2 separate regions of the Homo sapiens genome follow, and region 2 is linked to region 1. A link is a contact called in ENCODE Hi-C or POLR2A ChIA-PET data. All regions are on one chromosome and are shown on one strand. Each heading gives the region's core, a stretch centred on a gene start or an enhancer-like site at or near the end of the contact. The rest is flanking DNA. Distances are from core to core; before and after follow the strand shown. Region 1 holds the start of PDE7B (phosphodiesterase 7B). Region 2 overlaps PDE7B (phosphodiesterase 7B).

Evidence for each region. Hi-C counts contacts between places; a loop is a spot of excess contacts on that map. ChIA-PET counts read pairs that join two places held with the same protein, here RNA polymerase II (POLR2A). Pooled maps may share reads with other maps.
Region 2: a map of gastrocnemius medialis shows a loop between it and region 1 (4-fold over the local background). The contact joins the enhancer-like site here to the promoter of PDE7B in region 1. A Hi-C loop is called at or near these places in 5 of 168 maps with a recorded cell type or tissue (CD4-positive, alpha-beta memory T cell, gastrocnemius medialis, naive thymus-derived CD4-positive, alpha-beta T cell and 2 more) and 7 of 50 pooled maps. POLR2A ChIA-PET finds 5 or more read pairs at or near these places in 6 of 52 experiments (A673, H1, MCF 10A and 3 more).

The regions. Positions count from the first base shown.
Region 1 is chr6:135,849,690-135,854,111 of GRCh38, reverse strand. PDE7B (phosphodiesterase 7B) reads right to left here and starts at 2,411. Exons shown (of 13, transcript NM_018945.4): 1 at 2,093-2,411. The coding sequence starts at 2,113. It overlaps LOC101928373 (a long non-coding RNA gene), which reads left to right. Exons shown (of 3, transcript NR_187609.1): 3 at 1-76. RefSeq lists a silencer at 2,387-2,624.
Region 2 is chr6:135,919,640-135,924,061 of GRCh38, reverse strand. All of the region lies in intron 1 of PDE7B (phosphodiesterase 7B), which reads right to left. Among named protein-coding and RNA genes, the nearest start is that of PDE7B, 70 kb to the right of the region's middle. Within about 2 kb of position 1,806, at least 11 of the 41 ENCODE cell types and tissues checked have a DNase peak (open chromatin) inside an H3K27ac peak, as active enhancers do; they include PC-3, gastrocnemius medialis and psoas muscle, where a contact is called at or near this core.

The sequences.
Region 1 (4,422 bases), core at 1,162-3,661:
GAGGAAACTTGGTCATTTTACTTTTGCATTTAAGATGTCCTTAGGCTGAAAATAAAGTGTCAGTGTTTGAAATGTCCTTCTCTGTATCATTGACTTGATTTTTAGATAATATTTCAGGCTGGACTGACACCAAAAGTGCTTTTCAAAAACACATGAAAAGACCAAAATTATTTAAATAATTTACAATATATGAAAGGTAGTAAATTCTAGGCAAACATTTTAACTAGGTTTTTATGGAGAACTGACAGTGAGTAGCTTTGTGCTGAACCCTGTGTAAGGCATTAAATGATGCACTCGTGTAATTATTTTCCCTAAATTAATGCCTGTCCCTGACACATCTTAGACTTTTCCACCCTTGCCCTAAATAACTTAATTAAAAAAAAAAATTCTCCCAGCTAATTTGCTGACATATAGTCACCACTGATTTTGTCACATGTTGTTCAAGAGAGTGAGTACATTCTGAAATTAGACAGCTTACAGTGTCAGGTAAAAATTCTTACAAGGCAGAGACAGTTTTTGGAGTTGCAACTAGTTAACTGTGGGCTTCTACTTGAGACAAAAGTGACTTCATTTTATTGGAGAAAATGTCAATCAAGACGTAACTACTGACACCTGTCTTTGTTTCACCAGCCAGTAATAAAAGATAAAGCAGAGGAAATGGAGGAGCTGCAGTTATGCGTTTGCAACACACAAAGTCCTTGTTTTCCCACTAGGCGCTGCAGAAAAGCAATTGTCCATTCACGGCACATCCTCTGCATTTCAGAGCTAATATTTTTGCAGTTCTTAACTTAGTACATTCCAGTCTTATGCAGTTAATTTTTTTAACCCTTTGAAATACACCTCATGTTTGAAATCGTGCTTAATATTACTGCTAACATGACCCAGTTTTAAAGCTTTCAGGTTCTCAATGTTGAGAATAGAAACTTTAAGAAAATCGGTTAGAAATTTTGGAACAGGGTAAGGATTTCAAATAATCCTGTCTTATTTGCTATTGCATAACTTTGAGAAGGGTAATAGGGAAATCCATGGTAACCATATATTACTTAAATTGCTGTTACAAAAACCGACTCTTTGGATAGGAATGATTTTTAGCAGGGATCCTCCTTAAGACATAATAATGTGCCACTGAAAACAACATTAGCCCTGTATTGAATTGCCAATCTTCCTGCAGCATTTAGTGTGTTTACTGTATATGAATGCCTATGCCTGTCTCTGGTGCAAAGAGGTTTACTCTTATTGCAATAGTCACTCTGGCTAGAGCACATGAAGAACAGAATTTTTAAATGATTAATTAGTCCCCAGGCTCAATCACTTAAGCCCCTAATTGAATATCTGACTCCATTTTCAACTATTGTAGGAAAAGATAATTAGCAAATTTGCAGTGGTAATAAAGAAGTTTTACTTTCCTTTATAAATAATAATATCTAAATTTCTGGTCATGTAACTTAGTACTTGCATCTCTCCTGGACTTCTGAATCCAAAACATTTTTTGAAAAATGCAACAAGGTGATGAAGGATTTTTCTTCAGAGCTCATTTTTTGGACATCTTCTATTGATTTTTTTCTACCTTCAGTCTCACTATCAGCTTCTTCCCTTCTTGCCACTAATTTCTTCATCTTGAAGTCTGCTATCAACCAACATGAAAAACTCAAGAAAAAAACTAATTTCCTTCTTCCCTGTTCCACAAACCTTACCAATCCCTTTACCAGCATTTTCCTATCCTGTCCCACCAAAAATGAAAATTACCCAACTCCAAGATTTATGTTGGAGAAAAAAAATATTGCATTCTTTATTTTTTTTTTTAAAGACCACCTCAGTGTGGGCTCAAAGTGCAGTGAAAATGCCGGAGTCTCATTACACTGGTTGGAATGAAACCCTGCTGCCCTTAAACGGTTAATTCAGGGTAAGTGATAATGTTTAGTCAGTTCGCCTAGAAAAAGGAAGGAAATTCAAAAGCTGGTTGCTGTAGTAACAATCACAGACAAAAAACATATATATGTACAGGTTCATTTTAAATAAAAATCCTGCCATCTCTCTGTGACTCTATTCTCTCAAGAAAACTGAGCTTGCCGCTTAAATTTGTTGTACATACCTCAACCATTAAACAAGACATTTAACCATAGTGGCAGTTCTGTGACCTTTGAATGCCGTGAAATCTCTGAGCGGTGCTGCTTGTTCATGAAGACTTGTGCTGCAGAATCCAGCAACTTCATCCAGGATTAGGAATATAATTAAGTAACAAAAAAAAAAAAAGAAAAAAAAGGAAAAGAAATAAAGAAACACAAAAGCACACAAGGAGATCGAGAAAGAAGGAAGGTAGAAAGAGAGACTCTCCCTGGGTGAGTAACACCACTTTTCTCCCAGACAAGTGCTGGGACAGAGCCGAGCCTGCTGCAGTGCCCAGACCAACTGACTGGCTGGGTGAGCAGCCGCCGGCCTGCTAGGCTGGGAGGTGCTGTCAGTTGCCACAGGCAAGGAAAAGCAGAGACCAATCGGCTTCAACTCTGGCAGCTTACTGGAGTGGAGCCTTTTCTGTTTATGTTTCCTCATTTCAAGAGTGACGTCAAAGGGTTTAGTTTTTCCTCTGCATGTGCTATTAATTTTAAAGTACTGTACTATGGGAAGAATGTGTGTGTGCCTGTGGTCAGCCTGGGCACCCCACTCTCAGGAGAGCCCAAGAAACATTTTCTATATTCGGGAATACATTTAAAGAATTTAAAATACCTTGTGGTGAGGTGTATAAAAACAAAAGCAAAACAAAACAAAAATTAAATATAAAACCCTGAGCTAAATCATAGCAGCAAGATGTAGATTTTTTCCATCTGTGAGTGTATGTGCTCCATGCTCACTTGGCAGCTGTTGCTTATTTTTTTTTACCTAATTCATTTTTACTCTTACCTAAAAATGAGTTGTTAATTAAACTTGATAGCCATAGAGGCAGAATCGTACAAATGCACTGGTGAACAAAATGATGTGCAATGAAACATAGAACTCCTGTGTCAGTTTGTGCCATGGGTCCCTGCGTTTCCTCCAGCTTCCGTGGTGAAGCCTCAGGCTTGTTCCTGCCAGGGAGATGCCTCCTGATGCCAGCAGGAGTCATTCAAGAAGCAAGGCTATGGTGATGCCATGCAGGTGTGCCTGGGGCCTCAGCTTGTTCTTTCCCAAAGAGTATGAAGGTCCAGTTATTTAGGGATACTTCCTTTACCAGGGACCCCAGCTTATCCCTGGGTTACACTTCCCACTCTGGAAAAATCCCCATAGTTGCCATCTGTTGTTTCTGCCTCCCCCACATCCTCCTCCTTTTCCCCATCCCCATCCTAAATTCTGCTAACAGACCTTTTTTGGGTGGGCGGTGGGCGGAACTTTCCTTCCTCTATCTTCTATGGATTGCATGGACTTTGCCCCCAGCCCCATTCCCACGACAGAGCCACAAGGGGGCATGGGACCCACAGGGGCCAATCAGATTTCTCCATTGCTCCGAGGCAGACTATGTTTTAGGGGTGGGCGCAACACTAAAGAATGTCCACATTCCTTTTTCAAATACTAATATTGTTTCTTTGAGAAAGAAAGTATTTATGTATCCCTAAGAGCCTAGGCGCTAGGATTAAGCATCCCTGTAGTTGTTGGGGTTTATCTTTGGTGTTGAAGCTACAATAGTGAACAAAACAGATGGTTCTTTGCCCCCATGGAGTCTACATTTTGGAGAAGCAGGGAAATTGTCAAAGAAAAATAAGTAAACGTATAATGTCAGTTGGCAATGAGGGCTTCAAAATAAGGTAAGGAGAATGAGGTGTGTGTGTACACGTGCATGTGTGTGTGTGTGGTGTGTGTGCTATTTTAGGAAAGATGATCAGGGCAGCCCTCTGATAAAGCAACTTGGAGCGGAGGCCCGAATGATGGGACATAGCAGGTACTGTGTGCCTCTACCTTCCATGCAGATGAAGCCATGGAAAGGTCCCACAACACATGAGTGCTTGGCAGAGCCAAGGAACAGGAAGGGAAATAGAGTGGCTGGAAGAGAATGAGCAAAGGGAAGAAATAAGTTTCAGAAGGTATGTCTGGGACAAGATCAGGACATGTCTTACAGGCCATGCACACGACTTAGATTTTATTCCAAGGTGAAAACCTACCTATCAGAGTGTTTTGAACTGAGGAATGTCTATGATTCGACACGAATTCTGAAGAGATTTCTCTCTTTTCTCTGTGGAAGATAGACTCCTAGGGAGCAAGAGTAGAAGCAGAGAGACCAATAAATGAGGCCACTGTGCTAACCTAAGTGAGAGCACATCATGGCTCGGACTTGGGTGAGAGCAGTGGAGAAGGTGGGAGGGCCAGATTTTGGAAGGGGGCCTGTGTATTTGCAGAGAGCGTTGGCAGTATTTGAAGATGAGAGGTGTGAGAAAAAGAGAGGAATCAAGAGTA
Region 2 (4,422 bases), core at 557-3,056, 71 kb before region 1:
TATCACTAATTGTTTTTACATTTAAAAAAATTTGTCAACTTGATAAGCAAGAATGTATTTATTATTGCTTTCATTAGATTTCTTAGATTACTAGTGAAGTTTAATATATGTTTGTGTCCATCATTTCTCTGAATTTCTTTTACTGTGTACTGCTAACCATCTCAGTTGTTATTTTTCTACTCTTGGTAACAACTGGTTGGTAATAGTAATTGTTTCATACAGTTTCTTTGATTATAAAGGATATTAATTCATTGTCATATTTTACAAGTATATTATCAAGTTTGTCACTTGTGTTTTAATTTTATAAAATTTCCATGTATAATTTCTACATTTTTATGTTGTCAAGTTTGACATTTGCTCTCTCATTCATGACTTTTATACCTTGAAACTCCTTCTGTGTGGTAAGACCACTATATGTGTTCATTTCTTTCTATTTTATATTGTTCTTAATACAAACAGCTATTCATCTACTTTTTTATGTTTTATCTGAGATTGGTATAACCTACTTTTTTCTAAAAAGTCAGTTCTGCCTATACCATTTTTTGAATGACCCATCAGTTTCCCATTGTTTATGAAGCTTTACTAATCATATACTAAACATTTCATATATAATACAAATCACTTAGTGTCAATTTTACATATTTTTAATATTCTATGAAATGTGATATTTATACAAAGATCTCTATATACCTTACAGATTAATTTTAGTTATCAGATATTTTTACAAAGTAATACTGCGTCTGTGTAATAGCTCTAAGGCAAGTCATGCATCTTCTTGGTGTCTCCATGCCTAGTGCAGAGTTTGCCACACAGTAGGCACTCAGTATATAGCTACGGAATTGTATGAGCCTTTTTCAAGAGAAATATTCTATTTTGTGTGACAAAAGAAGGGACATAAAGTAGACTACATAGATCGTGTTGGCTACTTCAGCTTCTTTCTCTTCTTCTTCTTTTTAAATAAACACTAATAAAACAGGATTGATATCTCTTGAAAGTTCTAGTGAAGCAGGGAGGTTTTCCAGAAGGTGGTTGGATCCCTTTATTAAAAGCATCTGTGCCACGGCCACTGGCAGAAGCCCAAACATCCTGAAGTGGACGGCTCTGGGAAATCAGAAAGATAGAACACAGCCAAATTCTAAGATGGAACAAATCGTAAAGTCATACTGCATCTTAATTTGATGACCCACAGGAAAGGTTTTTCTGCCTCATCAAGTCTATAAAGCAAGGTATTTATGGTTTTCTTGAGCACTTAATAGGTAACAAGAGTAATGTATAATGATGCTATTACACTGACTTAACATAGACTGTTTCTTAAGGTATGTTGTTAATTTTACTACTTTGATTTTCTCCATGTGTGATTGATTTTGCATTCATTGTTTCATAATATATATCCAGCCTCAGTAAAGCATTCCAAAAGCAGAAGCAAGCAAGCACTTAGGGAATATTCACATTAAAGAAGTCTTGTAACTCAAAAGATGAAAAATGCCATGTATCTCCTCTCCAATATGGTAATTAACAGCTGAAAGTCAACTCTGGATCATCTGTATAGTGGGGCAGTAAAGGGCATATAAAATCATAAATAAACCCAGACTGGTTTTTGTTTTGGAATGGCTCCTGTACTTCCATATGAATAAGAGAGTGACTCACCCCCTTGGGAATTCACAGTACATCAAACCAAATTAGGAAGCCAGGCAGCTGTGACCTGGTTTTGTAAGGGCCAAGAAAACTACAGAGTTTCACTACTGAACCTAGTAACTCAAAATGATTCCCTGGTTCCCATGCCATTTGATACATGGGTGTACCTTACTGACTCATATAAAATGCCACTCTGGGCTTGTGTTTTCTCTTACCTTACCCAGAGTTGTATGTGAGGAAATAAAGGCTTGAGAGATCTTGAGGTGGCAGTTTACAGGAGGGTAAAAGGAAACAGGAGTTAGAATAAACAATGTTAGTAAAAACTTGGATGCAAGATTGACCTTATGCAATCTCTAAGGTAAATCCCCAAGATTTATTTCATATAACTACAGTAAAAATAACCCTCATGAATTGAGTTCTAATACTAATGCTCATTTCAGGTACATTGAATTGAATGAGGGAGAGAGTTCTAAACTGCTTGTTCTCAGTCTACTCCAGTAAGTTTTATTTTTCATTGTTTTGGGGATGCTTTTGGGAAGGATAGGAGGTTGGGATGAAAGTATAAGGGGTATTTTTTTATAGTAGAAAGGGATGTGGAGAACAGGGTAGAAAGAGACTCTGATTGTATTAATTTAGGATCTGATAATATTCGTCCAAATTTGATACACTCACAACCTACCCAATAGCTATGACTTTTTGGTACCTGGTTTAATTTTCTGTGAAGGTATTAGAATAAAAATTAGGAGATATATTCTATTTATTTATTTTCATTGGCAAATCAGCCTTGTTTCTTAAAGAAAATGGAAACCTGTTTTTATAAAGAATTACTGAAGTAGTTTTCCTTGAAAAAAAAATCTTCAGAATGTCCAGATGATGGATATATTATGCTATGAAAATTTTAATATAGGGGAACATCTCATAATGGAAACAGCTTAATAAGCAGGGAATTTCCATGCACTGATTTCTGTAGAAACTCTAGTATTATTTTTATTCCTTGTTTGGTTACAAGCAATGTTCTCTTGGCTTTTGTTCAGGGTAAAGCTTACAAAACTGCCTGTTGGGTTCTTTCATCGTTATTGTTGCCACTGGAAGGGCTTTTACCACCACTTTTGAACTCTACAGCCTCCTGAATATATCTGTCCATCTAAGAAAAGGATTAAATTCAAGATAACCCTTGTCATCTGCATGCTGCCACATGGTTAGGATGAAGACTGACACACGAGACAAGTGATGGTAAGTTGGAAATAGCCTGTTATCCAAGAAACGACAGTTATTTTCTTATTTTATACTCAAAGAAGTGTGGCACTAAACCAAAATATTGTCGTCTACACTCACTGACTTTAATAGGCGATCCTCCTCGGGGCCTGACCACCCCCAAGCTCTTTCTGTCTTACCCTCTATTATTCTTTTAACAAAGCTTGAAAATTTATAAGGAACTTTGCTGGCACCTCCCAAGAGAAAAAGAATTCACCAGTGGCCACTACCAGCACCACATTGTTTATCAGAACATAAAGTTCGGTTGAAATCCCGCAGTGACGTCATCCCCCAGCACTTACTGATGAAGCTAGGGACAATTCCAAGACATTTTCAATGGGATTGGATACTCTGCGCAGGAAATGGTCAACCAGCTTGTACTTCAAAGACTTTTCCTCTACTTAGGTTGTGCTTAGCTCTTAAAAGACGTGGAAAGGAACCTAAATCACAGACTCAGGCTAAGTTGATTCTTAAAAAGATTCCAAGAGAACTTCATATGCTGTGGTTATTTTTCTGTGGGTTGATAACTTGATGTAATTACTGGCATTTAGGTGACTCTTTTTCTGAAACATCGTTAGACTCATGGAGACTTTGCTCTAGGAATGGAAAAACATTCACTATCATATGGGTGACACAAAAATAGTCCAGAGAGACTGGTCTTTTAGGAGGTGGAGCTGCAAATGGTTTGAAAAGCAAACTGCCCACATTGATGGGGAGGGTCATGTATACCTAGATGTTGAAAACTAGGATCAAAGAAATAACTTCTCAAAAGACTAAGAGATCAGAAATTTAGGATACATGTATTTAGATGGAAAAAGAAGCATGGGGAGGACTTGACATGCTATATGCCAACCTAGGTGTTAAATATTTAAACTTTTTCTCATTCTATAATCTATGTGTTCTCTATTCTAATTGGAAATGATATGAAGCAGATATAGGCACATTTTCTATTTATAGAAATGCATTATGATCTTGAATTCTCTTTTGCCAATGAAATTTTTGGATGACACGACAAATATTCTTATAAAATTATTAAAGAAAATGACTAAGCTAAAATTAGTGAAGGCTCATGATCACTTTTTAAAAAATCTGAATGTTTCAACATTATCTAGGATACTTAAGACAAGAATATAACCTTTTAGGGTCAGGAGACCTAGGTTTAAGTTTGGTTTTCTTATTTATAAAATAAGGATAGCAATATTTACTTTAAAGATTTCTTGTGAAGGCTAAATGAGCTAATTTTAAAGAGTTCTCTAAACAGTAGTGGTAGTAATGATAATAATAATAAAAACAACAGATGAGGCAGAGTTTCTTCAGTGCTTACAATGTGAGGGGCACTGTTCTGTCCTGTATTAACTCCTTTAATTTTCGCAACTCCTTCGTGGATCAGATACTATCCTAACAACCCTTTAACATATAAAGTCAATCATAGAAAGGTTAAATAATTTGCTCAAAGTCATTTGGTTAGTAAATGGCAGGATCAGAATTTAAACTCTCTTCTATTTTGTGCTGCTTCTGCCCATGCAGTTCATA